Linked DNA regions of Homo sapiens: all the other regions are linked to region 3. The links are chromatin loops, found by intact Hi-C in ENCODE. Cell type or tissue: Caco-2. All regions are shown on one strand. Each heading gives the region's core, and the rest is flanking DNA. Links, peaks and the distances in the headings are about the cores only. Region 1 holds the start of LOC124903989 (a long non-coding RNA gene). Region 2 holds the start of HNF1B (HNF1 homeobox B). Region 3 holds the start of LOC105371757 (a long non-coding RNA gene). Region 4 overlaps SYNRG (synergin gamma).

Region 1 (5,325 bases), core at 90-5,089, 120 kb after region 3:
GGCAGAAGGAAAATGGGAATGGGGAAGCATTTAGAGAACTCACAATATAAATGATCATTTTAAATGTATTGCCTTTTGACTGGGCCCTCTGGTATATGGAATATGGTAATTATACTAATACCAGAGTTTGGAATGAGATAAGATACCTAAAACCAGCTTGTTTGCCATTTAGAAGATTTGATTAAAAGGCCCGTGGGGAAGATATTCCACTTATTTCTGCAACCAAAATAATAAACAAACTGTCCCACTTAACTTCTTTCTTTCCATTCTAAGCTTTCACTGCCATACAGTTATATATATATATATACTATCTGAATTAAAATTTTCCCTGGGGCTAGTCTGCATCTTTCCATTTTGTTCTTTCTAATTTCCTCTACTCATATTTCTCTATCATTTCACGATGCTCCTTAATCTCCTATTCAGATGGGCTGCACCAGAGTGCACACTGACCTCAGAAGGATGGCTGTGTGTGTACATATCTGTGTACACTTGGGGTAGACAGAGCATGAGAAATGGTGAGAATCACCAGAAGACTGCTGAGACACAGAGGTCCTACACTATGGAGTGTTAGGATGAGAAACTGGTTGCAGGCATCTTCATTTAACTGACTGATGTGTTGAGTACCATGGGCCCTGCCTCAGAATTGCGGAAGCCTGTGGAGAAGGTGGTAACAAATTATTTGGCAGGGCCAATTCCTTATTCTCTACTCATTCTCACCTCTTCATCCTATTCTCTTTCTCATCTCTTCCCTGGACTGGATAGCATACTTCCCAAGCAAGAACCAGTGCCCAGAAACAGAAACAGATGAAAAGGTCAAGACTTACCCACTGAGGGAGCTGGAATGACATCAGAGGCTCTCAATCCTGGAATTGAGGCACATCAGGATCACAGACTGCATTGAAAATAAGATTCCTGGGCCCCACCTCTGAAGGTTCTGACTCATTAGGTCTTGGGTGGGGCCCAGGAATGTATATTTGTTAAAGAGCTCCCCCAGATGATTTCTGAAGCACATGCAGGTTTCAGAACTATGCCTTCAAATGTCATCCACTCTAGACAGGATCATTTGCTTTTTTGGGCAGCAGTTTCTCAAAAAGAGCAGCAGCAGTGCTCTCAAAGATTTCTCAAAAACGGCACATTCATGGAGCTTTCTGGGAGACTGAGACCATAAGCAGGAGGTAGGAAAGGGAAACACGGTCATCGGTCATCAGGGTATCTGGTGAGATGCTGGCTTGAGGAGACGCTGAGCCCCCTGGGGAACTGGAGACAGTGCTGTTCTGAGGGTGATCAGAGGGTGGCACCCCCAGCCCCCACCCAGGAGAGCCAGAAGCAGGATTCATCCCCTGTCCTTTCTGCTCAGGGGTCTCGCCTTTTAGGTTTCTGATAACAGTATCAGCTAAAGCTCTGAGTAGGCAATTGTTGAGGACTCCGTGTTATCTCCATTGATGACTTCCCTCAAACCTGCCTATGAAACCGTCTCCATTTCAGGAAAGCCTCTCTAGGTGTCCCTTCCACATCCACCTAAAACAGACCTTTTTCTGGATTCCTTCTTCATCCCATTCTTCCCCCAACTTCCCAGAAAGCAAGAACACAGGAACACAATCGACCCCAGGAAGCAGGTCCAGGTGTCTTCTCTCCTGATCGTCCTGTCCCCACTCCGATCCTACCTTAGCTGTCTTCCTCCGTGTCGCTCTCAGGGAGGAGATAGAGCATGGGTACCAGGGGATCCAATCCTCAGAGTGCTGGCCCGGGTTCTAAAGAGGCCTCAGGATACACAGTTCCAAGTTACAGAGGCCCTGACATCTCCAGAACAGAAAGATGGGAAGACCCACTATAAATGCCAAGAGTCAACCTTTAATGTACTACTTCCTCTTTCTAAAACCTGGTCCTTTTAGTGCCACAAGCCCTATGCTGCCACATAAGATATGCCCGCCTCGCAGACTGGCTGAGTTCCAGTGTTTTCTCCCCTCTCTGTTACAGTCAAGGGAGTTGGCACCTGATTTCTCTGGGGGTCTTTGTACAGTCTACTAAATAAGGGTCTCCCAACCTCATACTCCCGGGACTATGGAAGTTGTTTTTAGTCAAAATTTGGGTCCCTGCACACTCCTGCCCTCTACTGGACAGACCGATCTGGGCAATAACCTGTGCCTCAGTGTGGACATCTTTAACTCTGCCCTGCGGGCACCAGGGCAAGCCTCTCTCACAGCCTGGCATGGATGGAGTGGGCAGGTAGAGCCAGCTTTTCCAAAGCCCTGGTAACCTCAAGAGAGCTAAGTTTGGGAGGTCACAGGATGACTCTGGGAGACTCTCAGGCTTTAATCAGATCTGTTTAATGCCCATCTCCAACCCACAACTCATTGTGGAACTTGAGCAAGTAAATTAATATCTCCAAGTCTCCGTTTCTTTACACTTGCCTCCCATGGAATCTCCTATGTAACAGGCTCAGCCCGGTGACTGGGACATTGAGCGGGGGCTCAAATGATGGCATCCATCCACCTCTCCTTATCCCAGGAGCTGTCTGTGATCTTTTCCTCTTGCTCCCACAGGCCTCAACACCTCCCAAGCACAGAGTGTCCCTGTCATCAACAGTGTGGCCGGCAGCCTGGCAGCCCTGCAGCCCGTCCAGTTCTCCCAGCAGCTGCACAGCCCTCACCAGCAGCCCCTCATGCAGCAGAGCCCAGGCAGCCACATGGCCCAGCAGCCCTTCATGGCAGCTGTGACTCAGCTGCAGAACTCACACAGTAAGGACACGGGCATGTGGAGGGAGGGAGCACTCAGGACCCTCAGTGGCCAACCACTTTCCCTCTCTGGGTCTGAACTTTCTCGGAAGTTTATTGGCTTGGTCACTTTTCCCTGCCTATGATCAACCGACTAAGACAATTTCTCAAGCATAACTCTTGAGTGTTGCTGTACCTTTTCTAGTCCTCTTCTCTACCCCTGAGATTCCCAGGGAAGGGTTTGAAGAGGACAGTGTAGGCCTACAGATGAAGGGGAATTGGAGCCAGACAGCATGTGGAACACACACCGCCAATTTCCCATTCCAACACCTCTGGAAAAGATCGCGTCCATAAACCACCAGCACCTTTTCCCAGTGAACTTCAACTTAGCCTTTGCAATCTAAACTTCCAAGCAGCCATTATCAAATGATCACAATTGGCATCTAATTTGCATCCTGTTTGCCTTCCCTAAAAGAGAAGAATCTTCTAGAGTCCCGTGTCCTCCAATTTATACACCCCAAACATCTCTAATCAAGAACCATGAACACAAGTGAAAAATACCAGTGGCATGCCATCCTGGGCATTAGAGTTTCTTCCTCCATGCCACCCCTGCATCTCTGCACACAGACTGTTTCTCATATCCAATTTCTATACCTACCCCAAGCCTACCTTTCGACCACTTATTTCCCATCCAATCCCATCCTCTGTTTCTCTGCCTTTCATCCTGAGTCCCAGGCTTCCAATCCTCTGGCCAGGTCTGGCTATAGCCCCTGACACAGGAGTTTGGGGAGGAATCGTGGCTTCTCTGCTTCAGAAACCCCAAGGAAGTGTTCAGTATAAAGCACTAGTCTTAGATCAGACAGACCTGGATTTAAATCCTGGCTGTGATACTTACCAGCTGTGTAGCCTAATGCAAGTTACTTAGCCACTCTAAGTCCAATCTCTACATCCATAAAATGGAAATAGTATGCATTTAGAGTCATTATGAATATGAAATAAACATAGGGGTAAACTGCGTTTGGTAAGCATAAAAAATTATAAAGATTATTTATAAAGGGACTCTTAGAAGGCAATGATGGTGAAAGAGGTTTGTGTTTCTTCCCTAGCTGCATCGGATAAGCTGTGGGTTTGGGGGAGAACAGCCAAGTCCAGCCTTCTATCTTCAGGGCTCAATCCCCACTCGGGCCTGTGGAGCTGGTTTCTGAGCACCATCTCACATTCCAATCACATTTTAGTGGCTTCTGAAAATCTGCCACAGCCTGTAGCAGAGTCTGAGACCACATGTGCCCCACTTCCCTTCCTCCCAGAGCCTGGTGATGTGCTCCCCACTTACCCCATCCCTTCACCTGGCCAGGCTTCCTCAGTGGCGAGGCCTGGGTGGGATAGTCAGAGAGTGGTCACCAGCGACCTGTGGACTGCTGAGGCCCAGCAGGCCTGGCCGCCCATGAAGAGAGAGCCCATGGTGCCCTGGACCAGGAAATAACCTGCCTCCCTGCATGAGAAGGGCAAGCCGAGGCAACAGCCAGTGACCTTTGCTCCCGTTCCGTACCGGAGGCCTCCCTGGTAGGCCCTGTGTTCTGAGAGCAGGTGGTCTCTCCCTCACAGCCAAGCATCCACATGCTTTCGGGAGTTGGTTATGTGACTTGGAATTTACATGAATCTTATGGATAACTAATATGAGAAATCCCCACTATAACCACCAGCCCTTTTATCTACCTGAGGAGATGGGAGCTATGGTGTGGGATGGGGGCTCTGTACCTGTGTCTTTGCCTGTGTATGCACCTTGATTCTGTCTTCACTCTGTCTCTCCAGTGTACGCACACAAGCAGGAACCCCCCCAGTATTCCCACACCTCCCGGTTTCCATCTGCAATGGTGGTCACAGATACCAGCAGCATCAGTACACTCACCAACATGTCTTCAAGTAAACAGGTAATGCCAGCAGGATTTGCGGGGGTTGGGGTGTGGGCAGGGTGTGATAAGGCCATGGATGTGCAGAGGTTGTGGCAAGCATGGACTCGGCCAGAAATTAGGTCCTTCTGAGGCTCCCTGTTGTTTGCAAAGGGAATCCTTAAGGTCCCAGGGCAAAAAAAAAAGGGCCACAGGCTGAAAGGGCTTATTGCTCCCCCAGATTCCCCAGGAAGAGCACTAAACAAGGACAGAAGTTTGATAGGTTGCTGGAGACTGGATGACATAGAGCGCTTAGGCATTTAGATTGAGTGTTCCCTAATAGAATGATCAATGGTCCATGGAAAAGGTATTTCCAAGGAGGGCTCAGGAGGACAGATCCCCTGCTGAGGTTCATGCTTTGCAAGAGGGATCCCTGAGGATCCACAAAGTAGTCAGCGGAGAAAGTGAGTAGGAAGTCAGAGGTCCTGAGGCTGATTCCCCTGGACCCAGAATGCCATAAGCTCTGGGAATGACCCAGTTGTGTCAACCCATGGGGACTCCCCAGTAGACAGCCTGGCTTTTCCAGGGGTAAGCATCCACTTGGGGTTTTATCAAGAAATTTAGAATCAACTTCCTGCTGCACTGAAAGTGGGGAATCCAGAGGCTTAGTCACTGTTTCAGTTGATGACTAAGTCCCACCTCTGAATAGAGGTGATGGAATA
Region 2 (5,325 bases), core at 217-5,216, 71 kb after region 3:
ATCAGTTGCCTCAGTTCTCAGCATGTTATCAAGATGTGCCTCTTCTTTCTAAATACGTGAGAGCCCACCATATTCTAGGAACCTGTGGTTACTAACTCACCTAATCTTCACACCGGCACAGTAGAGTGTCATTATCATTTTGCACTGAGGAAACTGAGGATCAGAAAGATTATGTAACATGCCAAAAGTCACACAGCAGGTGAAGCAGATCTTGGGTTCAAGTTTAGTTCTGTTTGACTACTCCAAACCCTGCCCTCTATTCTCTGCTGGGTATCCTCCACCTCTCCCCCACAGAATCCCTCTTTCAACTTCTCATCCCTCAAAACAATGACAGCTAGAGACCCTCCTCTTTCATCCTAAAACCCTGCTCAAAAGTTCTGAGCCCCAACCTCAACCCTTCCATTAATTTGCTGAGGTGGCTACAAGCAACCTGAGACTCTCCCATATCTTATTTTTCCATCTTTAAAATGGAGTTATTATATCAGTCCATCACGACTTTATTCTGTGTGAAGCATAAACAGATGTTATTTCAATCCTACTCCGTCTTCCTCTATTTGGGGGAAGTTTAACTGAAGAGTTTTACAAGATAGCTCACTTAACATTATGAACTGCATTCTGAAAGACTATCTGCTGGTCTACTTTACACAGCTCTTTTTAAACTTCCATATGAAGGGACTGGTGAATCTGTTTGAAGATCTATAGTACAGAACAATTACTTGATAAGCGCTTATATTGCACAAAGTGGCATATTACAAGGTAGGACTAGGAAGGAGCATTACAGGAAGTTGCTAGATATGAATAGCCAGATTACCTGGAAAACATACCTGGACACTCATAGGAAGTTTGTCCTATCCTCTGTGTGAAATTGCCTGCACATTCACATAGTTAGCTGGGGTGTGGGGAAGAATGGGTTTGCTGACACCTGAATTTTGAGAGAGAATGAGGCTTGGGAATCAGATGGGGCACACAGCAGCTGCAACTGCCAATCAAAGTTTTGTTGTTACAACAGAAGTGATTGCTGTTTTTTAAATGGGTTTTCCCAGCTTAACACAGAAACTGATCTTCATTACACTTGATGCTTCTATCCTGATAGCGAGTGAGAGACAGACGAAGAGATTGTTCTTCAGGGACATTTACTCTGAACACTTCATTATCCTTCTTGAGGCAAGCTGGGTAGGCAGAGAATGTTCTTCCATTGGGCAGAATTATGAGAAGCAAAGATTTGCACCTATTACAACAAACTAGAGGGAAAGAAGGTGAAATGAAAAGCCAACATTTTCATGAAGTTATGACTCCCTGTGGCACCCTGAGGAGTAATGGGTGTCTGGAGGCTGAAGGATGGAGAGGTTCCTGAATTTGGGATTTGCTTGTCTCCGGGAAAGAGGGACTGAGATCAGTGTAAACTTTCCTCAGGCTACACGCACACAACCATCCCGCTTCCTTCTGGCTCTCAGCACAAGTGGCCCAGGCACCTGTAGCAGACCCTGTATTTAAGAGGCATCCTAGCTCCTTAACAGCCTGACTTGATAAATTACACCATCAGCCCTTGCACACCTAGGAGATTAGATCCTGCCCCTAGGCAGATGAGAGCTGCTAGACTCTTCCTCCTCCTGCTGAAATTCCTCTCTATCCCTAACCTAACCTTACTTCCTCCTAGATATCTTTCAAGGGTGGGAGAGGAAGGAAAATGTGCTTAGAAACTCCTTTGCAATTTTTCTGCTGATTCTGAAACCCTAGTCCCCCAATCCCTCCAACCCCAGCACTGTATCACCAATTCTGAATACCCTAAGTTTCCAGAGTAACTCAGTTTTACTACTGGGAACTGGCTTCCCGTCTTCTCAGACCAGAAAGTGTTGAACTTTATTATTAGACCAAGCGGTTGCACAAGTGGCCTCAGTCAATATACACAACCCCCAAAAAAAGGTTATCAGTGGTATCCTCTTTTTGCAGATGAGGAAACTGAGGCTCCCAGAAGGGAAGCGTTATGCTCCTCCCCAGAAGCTTTAGGTCTGTGTGTGGTGGAAGCAAAGAAGCCCCTTTCCCTGTTCTTCTACAGGTCAGGTCCTAGCTTGCCGGTTTGGGCGCGCTTCCGCCGCCCTCCCCTCCTGCCCGTCACCAGGGGGGAAGCAGGTGAAACTCCAATAGTGCTGCAAGGCCTATGGCTTCCTACCTGGCCCAGGCCAGAGTGGGAAAAAAAACATCTTTCCCTCAGTAGCTCTGTCGACACCTTCTGTACTAGGAGTGCAAGACTTCTGCCACTGCTGCAGTGACCTCGTCTACAGAGCTCGTCCCCGGCCCAGGGAACCACAGATGTTCTGGAACTACGAATAAACCAGAAATGAGTGGGCCGGGGGGACCCTCGGCTGCAAGTGTCCACCCAGCTGCAGGTCAAGCTTTGCTTTCACTGCCTCACCATCCTAGTGCCTCACCATCCTAGTGCCTCACCATCCTAGTGCCTCACCATTCTGCCTCACCATCCTCCCCCAAGGCGGAGGCGCCTTGACATCCGGGTTTAAACAGGAGAGTGAGGAGCCCCAGGGGTCCAGCTCCCCAGTGGCGTGGCCAGGCTGGGCGCCGGTGCAGCCCAGCTGCTGGGGGAGCTTCACTTTGGCTACTCCCTCTACCCATAAAGTAGTCTCTTTCCAAGAGTTCTCCCGGACTCCTTCACCCTCGCCTACGCTCTCTGGCGGGCAGTTCTGCAAACCCAAACCGCCAGACCAGGCCAGGGAGGTTCTGGGGCCTGGAGGTAGTAACCGAGGTAGAAATAAATGGAGTCCCTCCAGGGCATGCTCACCACACCTAACGCTGCCTCACCTCCCCCGTGGCCTCGGCGCCCCTTCCTAAGTGGTCAGTTTCTCTTCCGCCCTGCGGGCTCTCCTGGCCCACCACCTGCGTCGGCCGGGACGCATCCAGGGTCTCTACTCTTCGCTTCCTCCTGCGTCCCCTTCTTCCACGAGCACCCCAGCTTCCTCTGGCTCTCACCTGAACCCCGAAGCGTAGTGTCTTCTCTCTGGACTAAAGCGGAACTGAGAACCGGTGGAAAAGCCCCGCGCCTAGGCTGCAAGGCACTGGCTTAACAAGTCCAAAGGTTAGGTGAAGTTTGGCTGATAAGCAGAACCAGTAAAAGAAGGTCTCTAGCCCCCCAGCGTGAGTACAATGGACCCTGGCAAAGCCCCGCTCCCGGCCCAGGTCTTCTGCTCTCCAGGTCTGCCCCTCCGGCTCTCCCTCTCTCCGGGTTTCCCCCTCCCCACCATCATTTGCATCCAGCCGAAAGCTGGGCCCTTCCCACTAATTTGCATATCTTATATGGCCTAATGGTGGCGATCATGGCAAGTTAGAAGTTTTCTGACTCCTTTCGGAGGAGCCTCCGGGACCCCGGGGAGTAACAGGTGTCTGGAGGCTGAAGGGTGGAGGGGTTCCTGGATTTGGGGTTTGCTTGTGAAACTCCCCTCCACCCTCCTCTCTCGCACCCACCCACCCCCTCACCCCCTTCTTTTTCCGTCCTTGGAAAATGGTGTCCAAGCTCACGTCGCTCCAGCAAGAACTCCTGAGCGCCCTGCTGAGCTCCGGGGTCACCAAGGAGGTGCTGGTTCAGGCCTTGGAGGAGTTGCTGCCATCCCCGAACTTCGGGGTGAAGCTGGAGACGCTGCCCCTGTCCCCTGGCAGCGGGGCCGAGCCCGACACCAAGCCGGTCTTCCATACTCTCACCAACGGCCACGCCAAGGGCCGCTTGTCCGGCGACGAGGGCTCCGAGGACGGCGACGACTATGACACACCTCCCATCCTCAAGGAGCTGCAGGCGCTCAACACCGAGGAGGCGGCGGAGCAGCGGGCGGAGGTGGACCGGATGCTCAGGTAGGCGCAGAGCGAGGTGGAGGGGACCCACCCGAACCCCTGGAGCCCCGGCCCCGGGCCTGAGTGACACTGCGCCCGACCACACTCGCCAAGCCCGTTTCCCACCAGAGAAGTCCCCCGGGGGGCGCTCTGCTTCTCTCCCAACACCCGGACCCTTCCCAATCCCTTAGCGGGACGACCCTGCGGCCCACCGGGCTTCTTCTCCCCAGGCCCAGGCCAGCGTCCGAGACCCAAGGGCTTTTCCCCGCGGGGCTGGGGCTGGGCCGGGGAGAACTGGAGCTGTGGAGCCCTTTGCCGGGAGGTTTGCCCACGCGACTGAAGGTGCGAGTGGGTGCAGTGAAACCGCTGCGACTTCCCGGGAGCAGAGCCTCGCGCCGCTGCAAGCCCCAGGCCGCGCATTTTTCCTGCGCCCTGCCTCGGGTCTGGAAAGCCGCATGTCGGCCTCGGACACATTGACCTGCATGATGACCTGCAGTTCTTTGCCGAAGGACAGGCGGCATCCGGAGCCGGGATCTGGGAGGCGAGTTCCCTGGTGGGCACTCTTGTTAGCCGCGCCCATGCAAGGCCCGGAATTATCCGGGATCCCCAACGCGGGTTTAGATTTGCAAAGGGCATGTTCCATGCAGGGTCCGGGTGGACACGCGCGGGGCCAAAGAAACCAAGCGCGGTGGTGTGGGGGCGAACGCGTCTCAGACCTCAGTTCGCAGAGGATCTGGTCTCAGTCTGAGAAAGGAGGGCGTTTCCAGACCTCGCTGCCCACCCCCGGCCTCTCCCCGGGAGTTCAGGCCGGCTGGCAGTGTATCCCCAGGGCCGGGATCGTTTGTGGGTCCTCCCCGACCGCCCTAGACTTTGACAGCTGGTTACTAATTATCTAAGGAGCCGAGCGGTTCCCTGAGACAGCACGTCGCTCCCGGGCCACTCCGCTTTAGGACAGAGCCCATCGCGTGGCTTCGGACACTGAAGCGCTGCGATTTCGGGGCTGAGCCTTGGCCGCACGTCCGCAGCGGCGGTTTGGGGTGGGATATGACCTTGCATTTGAATTTGTGCTCCGAGGGCCTGGCGGTTTGCCCTCTAGCCAAAACAATCAGGGGAACTTGTAGATTTTTTTTCCCCAAACACACTTTGGTATAATTCATAGGTTTGAGGTTCTTCCCTCGTCGCTCTCCCGCCCGGAGGTGATTTCTCCCCTACCGGGAGAGAACTCCTGCAAGAGAGTTCCGCGAGGCGGAAGGTGTGAGTCGCGGAGGCTAAGAGGGGTCGAGAGAGTGGCCCCTAGGAGCGGCTGGGGCGCCAGGGCTGCCGGGGAGGTCGCTCAGGACCTGGCGGATGAACCAGGCTCCCACCGCCGGCCACCGGGGGCCACAGGGCCTAGGCCCTCCCACTCGGCCGCAGGCGCCCGCTTTCTAGCGCGGCGCTGGAAGGACCTGGGGCGCCCCTCCGCACCCAGCCCCGCGCCGGGCTGGCCGCAGC
Region 3 (5,325 bases), core at 221-5,220:
GGAGGGAGAGGGAGAATAAGTGGTAGCAATAGCAACTGCTCTGCACCAAATAGCTCTGATCTTGGCTAGCTACTAACTTTTGAATTTCTCTGGAAAATCAAGGGCGATGCATTACACATAGGAGTTCTAGGAACCAGGTTTACCAAGTTTGATTTACCTAACTCATCAATTAGCACATGCTTCCCCACAACCCCGCTCCCCCAACCCCACCACCACCAGTGACCAAACACTATTTGGAGGTTGTCTTCTCCTTGTCTGCCTTCTAAATCCTGCCCACCCTTTAGGGTCCAATCCCCATTCCCATGAAGTCTCCAGAAATGATTCACCATTCTTTTGCTTTGATGAACTCAGACTGACAGAAACTTAAGGTTGAAGTGGACAGTGGAGTTTCTTACCCACCCTCAAATACTGCAAAATTCCCGAGCCATCACCACCTGTGCTGAAATATCTCTGGTAACAGAGAATGCATCGCTGAACGTGGCATTCGTAGGTTCTGTTGCTGACTGCTAGAAACAGCAGAACCAAACTCAGTTTCCCTGCTACTTCCATTCATAGAGCCCCAGTCAGCCTCAGGGCCACAGAGGGTAGATGTCATTCCTCTTCCTCAGCAGGCTGGCTTCAGGACCCTGGACTCAGAAGGGCACTATGTGACAGGCTCTGCTTTAGCCACAGGGCATTCAATTCAGGGGTGTTTAAGTCATGGTCCCTGGCCCCACCCCCTGCATTTGGAGTGGGTGGCAGACAAGGAAGCAGATTATAAACAAGAGGTTCTCAAAGTGTGATCCCTGGACCAACACCAGCAGCAGCACCTGGGAACGTGTCAGAGATGCCGAATCTCAGAGCCCCACCCCAGACCTGCTGAGTCAACAGTGTTGGAGGTAGGCCCAGAAATCTGTTTGAAGGAGCTCACCAGGTGGCTCTGATGCACACTCAAGCTTGAGAACCACTGACATAACACAATATTATGCAGCCGCTGAAAATTGTGTTTCAAAAGATACTTAATGACATTGGAAGATGATCCTGATACAATGATAAACTAGTGGGGAGAATCAGTTTACAAAATTAAGTATAAAATATGACAATTTGGGGAAGCAGAAACTACAGAGAGAAAAGTGCTGGAAATAAATACTATCAAATATTCATAGTGGCTCTCTCTGGAGCTAAGTTAGTTTATATTTTCTTTTTTTTTCTGTGAGACAGTCTCACTCTGTCGCCAGGATGGAGTTCAGTGGCGCGATCTCGGCTCACTGCAACCCCTACCTCCCGAGTTCAAGTGATTCTCCTGCCTCAGCCTCCTGAGTAGCTGGGATTACAGGCGTGCGCCACCATGCCAAGCTAATTTTTTGTAGTTTTTAGTAGAGACAGAGTTTCACCATGTTGGCCAGGATGGTCTTCATCCTTGACTTCATGATCCAACCAACTTGGCTTCCCAAAGTGCTGGGGTTACAGGCATGAGCCACTGCGCCTGGCCTATATTTTCTTTTTTATGTTGCTCCATGCTGTCTATATTTTCCACTTTTATAGGCAGAACCTTACTATTACAATAGATGATTGTAATTCACTAAGGCCCTGCCTTCCTTGTCAAGACCGTGAAGCCCCATTCACACCTAGGCCTGGGTAGTTAGCAGAACTTAACATACCCCTTCTCTCTGCTATAACATTTGGCCCCTATGACCAGATTGTAGCTCATCCCAGATCTGGATTCTCTCCTCCAGAGTGGTAGGAATCTACCCCCTTAGCCTCCTGTCTAGAAGAAGAACAGCATTTACTCAGTGCTAGTTATAGGCTAAATGCCTTGCATGTGTTACATTTACTCTCTCTAAGGTTCCTAGCAGGTTGGTTAAATTCTCCCTGTTTACCAATGAGAAAACTGAGACTCAGAGGAATTAAGGCACTTGTTCAAAGATCACACCTTTTTTCAGTCTGGGCCATTTCTGCTAATAGGCATTTTAACCCTGGCTTCATTTAAAAGTTTTCTGGGCTGGGTGTGGTGGCTCACTTCTGTAATCCCAGCACTTTGGGAGGCCAAGGCGGGCGGATCACCTGAGGTTAGGAACTCGAGACCAGCCTGGCCAACATGGTGAAACCCCATCTCTACCAAAAATACAAAAATTAGCAGGGCATGGTGGTGGGCACCTGTAATCCCAGCTACTTGGGAGGCTGAGGCAAGAGAATCGCTTGAACCCAGGAGGTGGAGGTTGCAGTGAGTCGGGATAGCGCCATTGCACTCCAGACTGGGCAACAAGAGCGAGACTCCGTCTCAAATTTAAAAAAAAAAAAAAAAGTTTTCTGGAAAACTTAAAAGAAAAACAAACAAAAAAAAAAACCAAGCCTGATTCCCACTACAAACCAATGACATCCACATCTCTGGGGGTAAGGTCCAGGTATTGGTATGTCTTACAAACACCCCAGGTAGTTCCAGTGTGCAGCCAGAGGGAGATCCATTAGGGGGTGCCAATTCCTTGAGCTCTTAACCATCCTCCCAACCCCAGTAAAATAGTAAACAGGAAATACTTGCTTCTTGTGTCTTCCTCCAGGCCCAGTTGGGTTTAACAGAATTGCACCAACCCGACATTTATTGTACTTGATAGATACTGCTGGACACCACGTGCTTATTGTAAAATAATCACTTGGAGCACTAGGAACCACAATAGATCAAGGCCAACACTGTGCATTAGCATTTAATAGAGGAGCCCAAGGCCTCAGCCAGGTGGGTGTGGCTGTTTAAACACTTGATGACTTAAGGGATTTCAAATATTCACTGGACAATCTAAACTACTGGTCTCATCACAAACACCACATCCAAAGAAGAAAATTAGAATTTTTTTTTTTTTTTTTTTTTTGAGACAGAGTCTTGCTCTGTCGCCCAGGCTGCAGTGCAGTGGCACAATCTCGGCTCACTGCAAGCTCCGCCTCTCAGGTTCACGCCATTCTCCTGCCTCAGCCTCCCGAGTAGCTGGGACTACAGGTGCCCACCACCACGCCCGGCTAACTTTTTTTTTTGTATTTTTAGTAGAGACAGGGTTTCACCGTGTTAGCCAGGATGGTCTCCATCTCCTGACCTCGTGATCCGCCCGCCTCGGCCTCCCAAAGTGCTGGGATTACAGGCGGGAGCCACCGCGCCTGGCCGAAAAAAGTTTTTAAATAATTTTTAAAATTATAGTTCTTTCTTTTCAGCTTTATCCCATCACGGTTTCAGGTTGTTTCTGAAGTTTCCTTCTGTTCATGTCACCACTAGATGGTGCACATTACAAAACATTAGCCCAGGAGCGGAGCTGCATTTGTCACTTTGCAATAACTAGAAGGGAATCAGAGGTAGGGCTGCCAGATTGACCAAATCAAAATACAAGACTTCCAGGGGCCAGGTGCAGTGGCTCACACCTGTAATCCCAGCACTTTGGGAGGCCCAGGTGGGTGGATCACGAGGTCAGGAGTTCGTGACCAGCATGGCCAATATGGTAAATCCCCGTCTCTACTAAAAATACAAAAATTAGCTGGGCGTGGTGGTGGGCGCCTGTAGTCCCAGCTGCTGGGGAGGCTGAGGCAGAAGAATCGTTTGAACCCAGGAGGTGGAGGTTGCAGTGAGCTGAGATCACACCACTGCACTCCAGCCTGGGCGACAGAGCAAGATTCTGTCTCAAAAAAAAAAAAAAAAAAAGGGCTTAAAGTTAAATTTGAATTTTAGCTAAAATATCGCATGGGACATACTTATGCTAAAAAAAATAAAAATAAAAATAAAACCTACTCGTTGTTTATCTGAAATTCTAATTTAACTGGATGTCCTAAATTCTACCTGGCAACTCTACTGCGGGGGGGACTTCAGGAAATAAGTAGATAATACAATAGCTCTTAGCTTTTTCAAACACTAGAATTTTTGCTGGCATGCTTGGAGGGATCAAAAGACTCAAAGCCACAGGAAACAAGCCAGCAATTATGACAACACCATCACAACTACAGCACGACAATGTCTTCAGGGTCCAAAAGCCTTAGCAACGAACCCACTACTTCCTGGTTTGCCCCCCAAGTCATTGCGTTCCTGCCCTGAACACATCTCTTATGTAATCAAGGCAAAGTTCTTGAATGCTTCAGCAAACTCCCTTGCTTTCCTTGGCAATGGCTTGATGGAACCTTGCCCTGTGCCATCTAGATCTTAAAGTAAGTTGGACCTAAACTATTTTGAGGCATAGAACCTCAGTGTTCAGTTTGACAGGGAAGAGTGTAATCATTTGTAAGAAAACTAATTTTTATATGTTGATCAAAACTTAGCAGCATATATGTAAACGTGGGTATTGCACCTCCTGCCCATAGCTGGCAGCCCTTGGCCAGCCTCAAGTTTAATAACTCGTGGAGAAGAAAAGCTACTTAACCTGCATTCGGAGCTCTTTCTTGACATGCATTGGCTTGACCTGCTTGACCATAAGCCCTCTACAAGAAGGGACCATCTTTACAGCATCTTGAATAGAGAAAAGCTGAAACGCAACCTTGAATTCAGGGTATTGCACTCTGAATCAATGTTGCACTCAATATACTTTCTAGAAAATGGATTGTCCCCACTTTGTGATCCAAGCTGTCGTCCACAGATCTACCTGTGTGACAAAGGGGTCCCTGAGTATAGGATAGGGAGATGAAAAAAGAAAAAGAGAATTGGAGAAGCTCAGATTGGAAGCATTAACCATCAAAGCTTCAGAGTTGGAGCCCACTCTGATATCTGATTACTCTCTCTGTTGAGAGGGTGAGGAAGGCCTGATGGTCAGCTAGCTCAGTCTGAACTCCACTATTTCTTTCTCCTGGAAAATGATTGCTTGCAGGAATAGGTAACATGGGAGGAAACATAGATGGTACGATTCATTCTTGACTATGCTCTGAAACTTGTGAACACATTGAGAAGAATCAACTTTCTTACTTCTAGAAACCCATTCCAAGTAGAGCAGCCCCACAGGAATGCTGCCTCCCCCATAAGACTAAAAAGAGAATATTCGGCTGGGCGTGGTGGCTCACGCCTGTAATCCCAGCACTTTGGGAGGCTGAGGTGGACAGATCATCTGAGGTTAGGAGTTCAAAACCAGCCTGGCCAACATGGTGAAACCCCATCTCTAATAAAAATACAAAAAAGTAGCCAGGCATGGTGGCGTGGCGCCTGTAGTCCCAGCTACTTGGGAAGGCTGAGGCAGGAGAATCACTTGAACCCGGAGGCAGAGGTTGCAGTGAGCCGAGATCACATGAACCCGGAGGCAGAGGTTGCAGTGAGCCGAGATCACACCACTGCACTCCAGCCTGGGCGACAGAGCAAGACTCCATCTCAAAAAAAAAAAAAAAAAAAAAAGA
Region 4 (5,325 bases), core at 33-5,032, 290 kb after region 3:
AGTTTTCTTATGCACCTTCCCAATCATCACCCTACTCAGATATAATCCCTGGTGTGATTGTTTTTTTATACCAAGGATCAGTTTTATCCAGACCTTTTTAAAGAGACCTTGGAATTTGATTTTGTTATTTTGAAGAAAGCCTATTGGGTTTGGGGCCCATCTAACCTGGAGCGTTGCCCTGTTCACATACGGTGGCGCTTACTCCTTTAGTGTAAACAAATATGAGGTAAATGGAGAAAAGGGCTGGGCATTTATGCCCTTCCCTCAGACTCCCATTCCAAGCATCCTTTTCTAGCATCAGTGTCTAGATGCTAAAGAGTGGTTTTACCTAACTTTTGTTTTTCAAGACACCAGGTAAGGTTATAGAGATGAATTAATCTTCCAACTTGACAACACAGGAATGTATTGTAAATTGAACCTGAACACCAGAGTATTCATTTCTCTAATTACCCATGTGCTTTCCGTTATAATTGCTTTTTTCACTAGGTTAGCCATGACAGAACAACAATCATTCTTTGCCCAGATTATACCATGTCATTGTACCCTTGATAACTGCTAGGTGTGTCCTCTGTCTGTGAAACTTGAGTTGCCCACTACATGAGGAATAGCACACATTCCACAGAAATAGTGTAAGGTGTTACTTGTCATGAAGAAGCCTTTACTCTAGCAGAACTGATAAGAATAGCTGCATAAATGTAAATGACATAAACCAACATCTATGTAGTTCAAATCATTTGTAACAAAACTATACAAACTTCCAGGACTCTGGATTAGACGCTCAAAGTGGAGAAATCATTATTAGAAAGAGGCATGATTGAGGTTTTATGGGAAGCTTTTAATGCTTAACACTATTGCTTCATTTCAGGTAAATGACTTCCTAAATGAACTATATTGCCACAGTGAGGCCCTTTGATTCCATACTACTACTATTACTATTACTATTATTACTACTACTACTGGTTACCATTTATTAATATTTTGCACCTAGGGCCTGCCGATCCTTGTGCTATATGCTTTACATTCATTCTAATTTAATCCTGGTAACCCCATGTAATCACATGATGAGTCCTTATAAGGGGAAGGTAGGAGGGGAAGAGTGGGAGAAAGTGATGTGACAACAGAAGTAGACAGAAGAAGAGAGTGGCAGATGCTACCTGCTGGCTTTGAGATAGGACCACGAGCCAAGAAGTGCAGAGGCCATCTCTAGAAGCTAGATTATATTCTAGATGTATAATTTTCAGTTTTACAGGTGAAGAAATTAGGGCTTTGAGAAGATGAAACTTGACTGAAACTGACAAGTCTGTGATTTGAATCTGTATCATTTCAGAGTCCATTCTTCTTCCTACTCTATGTTACTTCCAGCTTTTAAGTTACTGAAAATGACTTATTTCTTCCCATGAAGACTCTGTGAGGCTGTTCCTATCGGAAGACAGCTGCATCACTTTCTCCAGTGAAAGTCACAGAATGTAGTGCGGCATCACAGTAGTCATGCTTGGGCTAAGGAAGGCAGGGTACACCGTCTTAAACTCCAAATTGTGGCTCCTTGATGTTTATTTAAGCTGGAAATGACACAGTCATTCCCCTGTCCATGGGGGGGGAATTGGTTCCAGGACATCCCCCATTTCTGGATATAAAAATCTGCAGACGTTCGAGTTCCTGATAAGAAATGGCATAGGATTTGCATATAACCTATGCACATCCTCCTGTGTATTTTAAAGAATCTCTAGATTACTTATAACACCTAATACAATGTAAATGCTGCGTAAATAGTTATTATATGTATTGGATTTTTTTATTTGTATCATTTTTGTTTTTTTCTATTTTTTCCTCCGAATATTTTTGATCTGAGGTTGGTTGAACCCACAGATGTGGAACCCATGGATACCGAGGGCTGACTGTACTGGCAAAGCTTTATGCTCTCTTTCTCTTTGATACTCTTTATCCATGGACTAAGACTCCCTCTTGTGGTAGAAGCATGTCTCCTCCAGGCACAGACTGAAGGCCTGCTTCTTTCTCAAGAGGTGAAACTCACCTGGTTTAGTGAGATGTGATGCACTCTGAGATTGGCTCCCAAGTGACTTGTCATCTAAGGTTTTATCTTGTGAAGTGGGTTGAAGTTCAGTAGGTTTGGAACAAACAGAGAATTCTGTCCTGGAAAATTAATCGATTTTTGCCATATAAAATCTAAGAGAAGAGAAAAGGTTGTTATTCGCCTGAATTTTAGTCAACTGGCAATCATACAGGCTCTCTGATTCCACTGTTCACCTCAGTGAAATATGAATTCTTTACTACTTCCTTTCAATGTGAAATTGACCAGTGAATTTCAGAGTCCTTATTTCCTATTGCTGTGACATATCAGGAGAACAGTTTATTTTCAATGGTGATAGCATTTTTGTCATCTTGCCAGTCTGCACAATGTTTTAGAGACAGGATCTTTACTATGTCTCTGCATGGCTGTCCTCAGTTGACAGAAGGCAGCTGTGGTAGACAGAATGATGGCCCCCTCAAAGCTACCCATGTCCTGGGAACTTGTCAATATGTTACCTTTGCAAATGGGATTAAGTTAAAGGCCTTTCTTTGGGGAAGGTATCCTGGATTATCCAGGTGACCCCAATGTCATCACATGGATCCTTAGAAGGGGAAGGTAGGAGGGGAAGAGTGAGAAAAAGTGATGTGACAACAGAAGCAGAGAGAAGAAGAGAGTGGCAGATGCTACCTGCTGGCTTTGAAGATGGGACCACAAGTCAGGGAATGTAGAGGTCGTCCCTAGAAGCTAGAAAAGGCAAGGAAACAGATTTTCCCCTAGAACTCCTAGAAGGAATGCAGTCCTTCTCACCCATTTTAGACTTCTGAAATCCACAACTGTAAGAGGATACATTTATGTTGTTTTAAGCCATTAAGTTTGTGCTTTGTTACAGCAGCAATAGGAAAGATTATACAAGACATTGTAACCAAGCAAATACCAAAACTTTATAATTGCCTATGGAACCTGTGTCTAGATCACCCTTTGTATCAGTCAAATTAGACTAGGTTATGCTTCAGTAACAAATAGTTTCTTCTATCTTAGCAAAAGCAAAGCTTTATTTCTTGCTCAGGCTATGTGTCCATCTCAAGTTGGTGGGGGGCTCTGTGCCATGTCCTTACCCAGGGACCCAGGTTGACAGAGCCTCCACCATGTGGAACATAGCTGGTCACCGTGGGAGTGTCAAGGAAACATGAGAAATAGCACATTGGTCTTAAAGGCTTCTTCCCAGAGGTGACACTCTTTTTTTTTTTTTGAGATGGCATCTTCCTCTGTTGCCCAGGCTGGAGTGCAGTGGTGCAATCTCAGCTCACTGCAGCCTCCATCTCTTGGGTTCAAGCTATTCTCCTACCTCAGCTTCCCAAATAGCTGGGATTACAGGCACCCGCCACCACGTCCGGCCAATTGTTTTGTTTTGTTTTTGAGACGGAGTCTCGCTCTGTTGCCCAGGCTGGAGTGCAATGGCGCGATCTTGGCTCACTTCAACCTCCACCTCCTGGGTTCAAGCAATTCTCCTGCCTCAGCCTCCTGAATAGCTGGGATTACAGGCAAGCGCCACCACACCTGGCTAATTTTTGTATTTTTAGTAGAGACGGGGTTTCACCATGTTGGCCAGGCTGGTCTCCAAAGCCTGACCTCGTGATCCGCCCGCCTTGGCCTCCCAAAGTGCTGAGATTACAGGTGTGAGCCACCGCTCCCGGCATTTTTTTGTATTTTTAGTAGAGACGGGGCTTTGCCATGTTGGCCAGGCTGGTCTTGAACTCCTGACCTCAGGTGATCCACCCACCTCGGCCTCCCAAAGTGCTGGGGTTACAGGTGTGAGCCACCATACTCCCGGCTTACGTGTGACTTTTGCTTAGTTATTGACTGTGGCAAGTTACAGGCCAATGCCTGATTGAAAAAGGGGCAGGGAAGGCCCATCCTACCATTCCATAAAAAGGAGAAAGATTATTGGTGAAGAACACTAATTACTACCAAACTCTTCTTCCTTAATAAGGATCTTCCTGGACACCATTGTAGCAGTTTATTGTAGGCTAAAGATTCAGGATTATATATCTCAGTCTGACATTGGGACTTATCAGTGTCAGTAGGCCATATATAATATGTATATATTTTTTTAAATCTTAACTAAATGCATGAAATACTTGCCAAATAAGGAGATGATCAATTTAAGGTGACTTGTAGAGGGCATACCTTCTTATATGATGACAGCCAAACTGTTATCTTATATGATTGGTGCCAAACTGTTAATATTACACTACAATAAACACCCTGTTTATACATGTGTACTTAAGAAGGTTAATTTTGTCAGCTGAAAGAGTAATTTGATCACAGGGTCATTTATGCAGAGCCTTATGGTTTTCATTGGCGATTACAGTATGATCTTTTCATTTGCTTTCCTTATGCCTTTGGTAAACAGATATTAAGGGGCTTCTATTAATTTGATTGATTTCAGGATTCAGAGTTTTCCCAGATTCTAATTATTTCTCAAATAGCCCTGATTCAGTAACATGATGACTATCTGTAATGTGGATTACAGAGATGATACTATGTTTTAACCTCTTTTAAAAGCTTGCTAAGAGTTCGTCAAAGTGAATAATTGTGATCATCATATAGACTACTTTTCACTTCCAGAGCATGTTTTATGTCCATCTGAGATATATAGAAATGGGAGAGAGGTGTAGGGCAAGTGAAATAGTTACCATTTTACAGATGACTGACTGCAGAACAAGCGTTAGCACCAGCGTCTTCCACATTTGACCAGAGTGACCACAGTTGCACTACAAAAGAAAAGAGAGAAAAGAAAAAATATCCTATGACTTGGCTAAGGCCATGTAAGTTTACTTTGATCACCTACACCAGAGTCCTTTTGCACACAGTTGAAACATACACCTCACCTTTTCTTCTCTGAAAACCGTGTGTTCTTCCTTCCCCTGCTGTGATCTCAGTGGATCTAGCTCAAATGTGTTTAAGAAAGATTTGTGGAGCTAGTTCATGGTTTATTATTTCAAATTAGAAAGGAACAGGGAACATCATACATAATCTACACATTTTTATAAGGAGAAATCTTTTTTTTTCCTGGTGAGGAAAAATACAGATCATATAATTTTGCTTTGTTGCTCAAAAACGACGTGGAAACTCCTCAGTGGTTCAGACTGGAAGAACTATGGGAAATGTAGCTGTTAATTTGGCAGGAATTTGCCATCATCCTGGGTCACCTCAGTATCCATGAAGACAAACCAACTGCCATGCCAGGCTCCCAGATGCTTGACTGCCTGGCCCACAGAGCCCTCGCTTCCCCT

What was found. Peaks named below come from ENCODE experiments on the same cell type or tissue, not always from the same donor. Only the 100,000 strongest peaks of a DNase experiment are listed, where the experiment ranks them.
Region 1: it touches region 3 in a loop (4-fold over the local background); 12 of 110 quality-filtered maps call a loop at or near these places.
Region 2: it touches region 3 in a loop (10-fold over the local background); 5 of 110 quality-filtered maps call a loop at or near these places.
Region 4: it touches region 3 in a loop (10-fold over the local background); 14 of 110 quality-filtered maps call a loop at or near these places.

What each region holds. Positions count from the first base shown.
Region 1 is chr17:37,698,396-37,703,720 of GRCh38, reverse strand. It overlaps HNF1B (HNF1 homeobox B), which reads left to right. Exons shown (of 9, transcript NM_000458.4): 7 at 2,544-2,738; 8 at 4,527-4,645. It overlaps LOC124903989 (a long non-coding RNA gene), which reads right to left and starts at 896. Exons shown (of 3, transcript XR_007065733.1): 1 at 825-896. RefSeq lists enhancers at 327-1,526, 2,175-2,675, 2,676-3,176, 4,739-5,325. In Caco-2, for the core only: a CTCF peak has its summit at 2,107 (motif pointing left); no DNase peak of the experiment used is centred there.
Region 2 is chr17:37,743,071-37,748,395 of GRCh38, reverse strand. HNF1B (HNF1 homeobox B) reads left to right here and starts at 3,337. Exons shown (of 9, transcript NM_000458.4): 1 at 3,337-3,855. The coding sequence starts at 3,512. In Caco-2, for the core only: no CTCF peak of the experiment used is centred there; DNase peaks (open chromatin) are centred at 3,225, 3,855, 4,345, 4,725 and 2 weaker places; H3K4me3 peaks cover 3,968 bases.
Region 3 is chr17:37,814,387-37,819,711 of GRCh38, reverse strand. It overlaps LOC105371757 (a long non-coding RNA gene), which reads left to right and starts at 4,001. Exons shown (of 4, transcript XR_934721.3): 1 at 4,001-4,155. In Caco-2, for the core only: a CTCF peak has its summit at 3,222 (motif pointing right); DNase peaks (open chromatin) are centred at 2,437 and 3,273.
Region 4 is chr17:37,524,086-37,529,410 of GRCh38, reverse strand. All of the region lies in intron 19 of SYNRG (synergin gamma), which reads left to right. Among named protein-coding and RNA genes, the nearest start is that of DUSP14, 37 kb to the right of the region's middle. In Caco-2, for the core only: a CTCF peak has its summit at 1,985 (motif pointing left); a DNase peak (open chromatin) is centred at 1,960.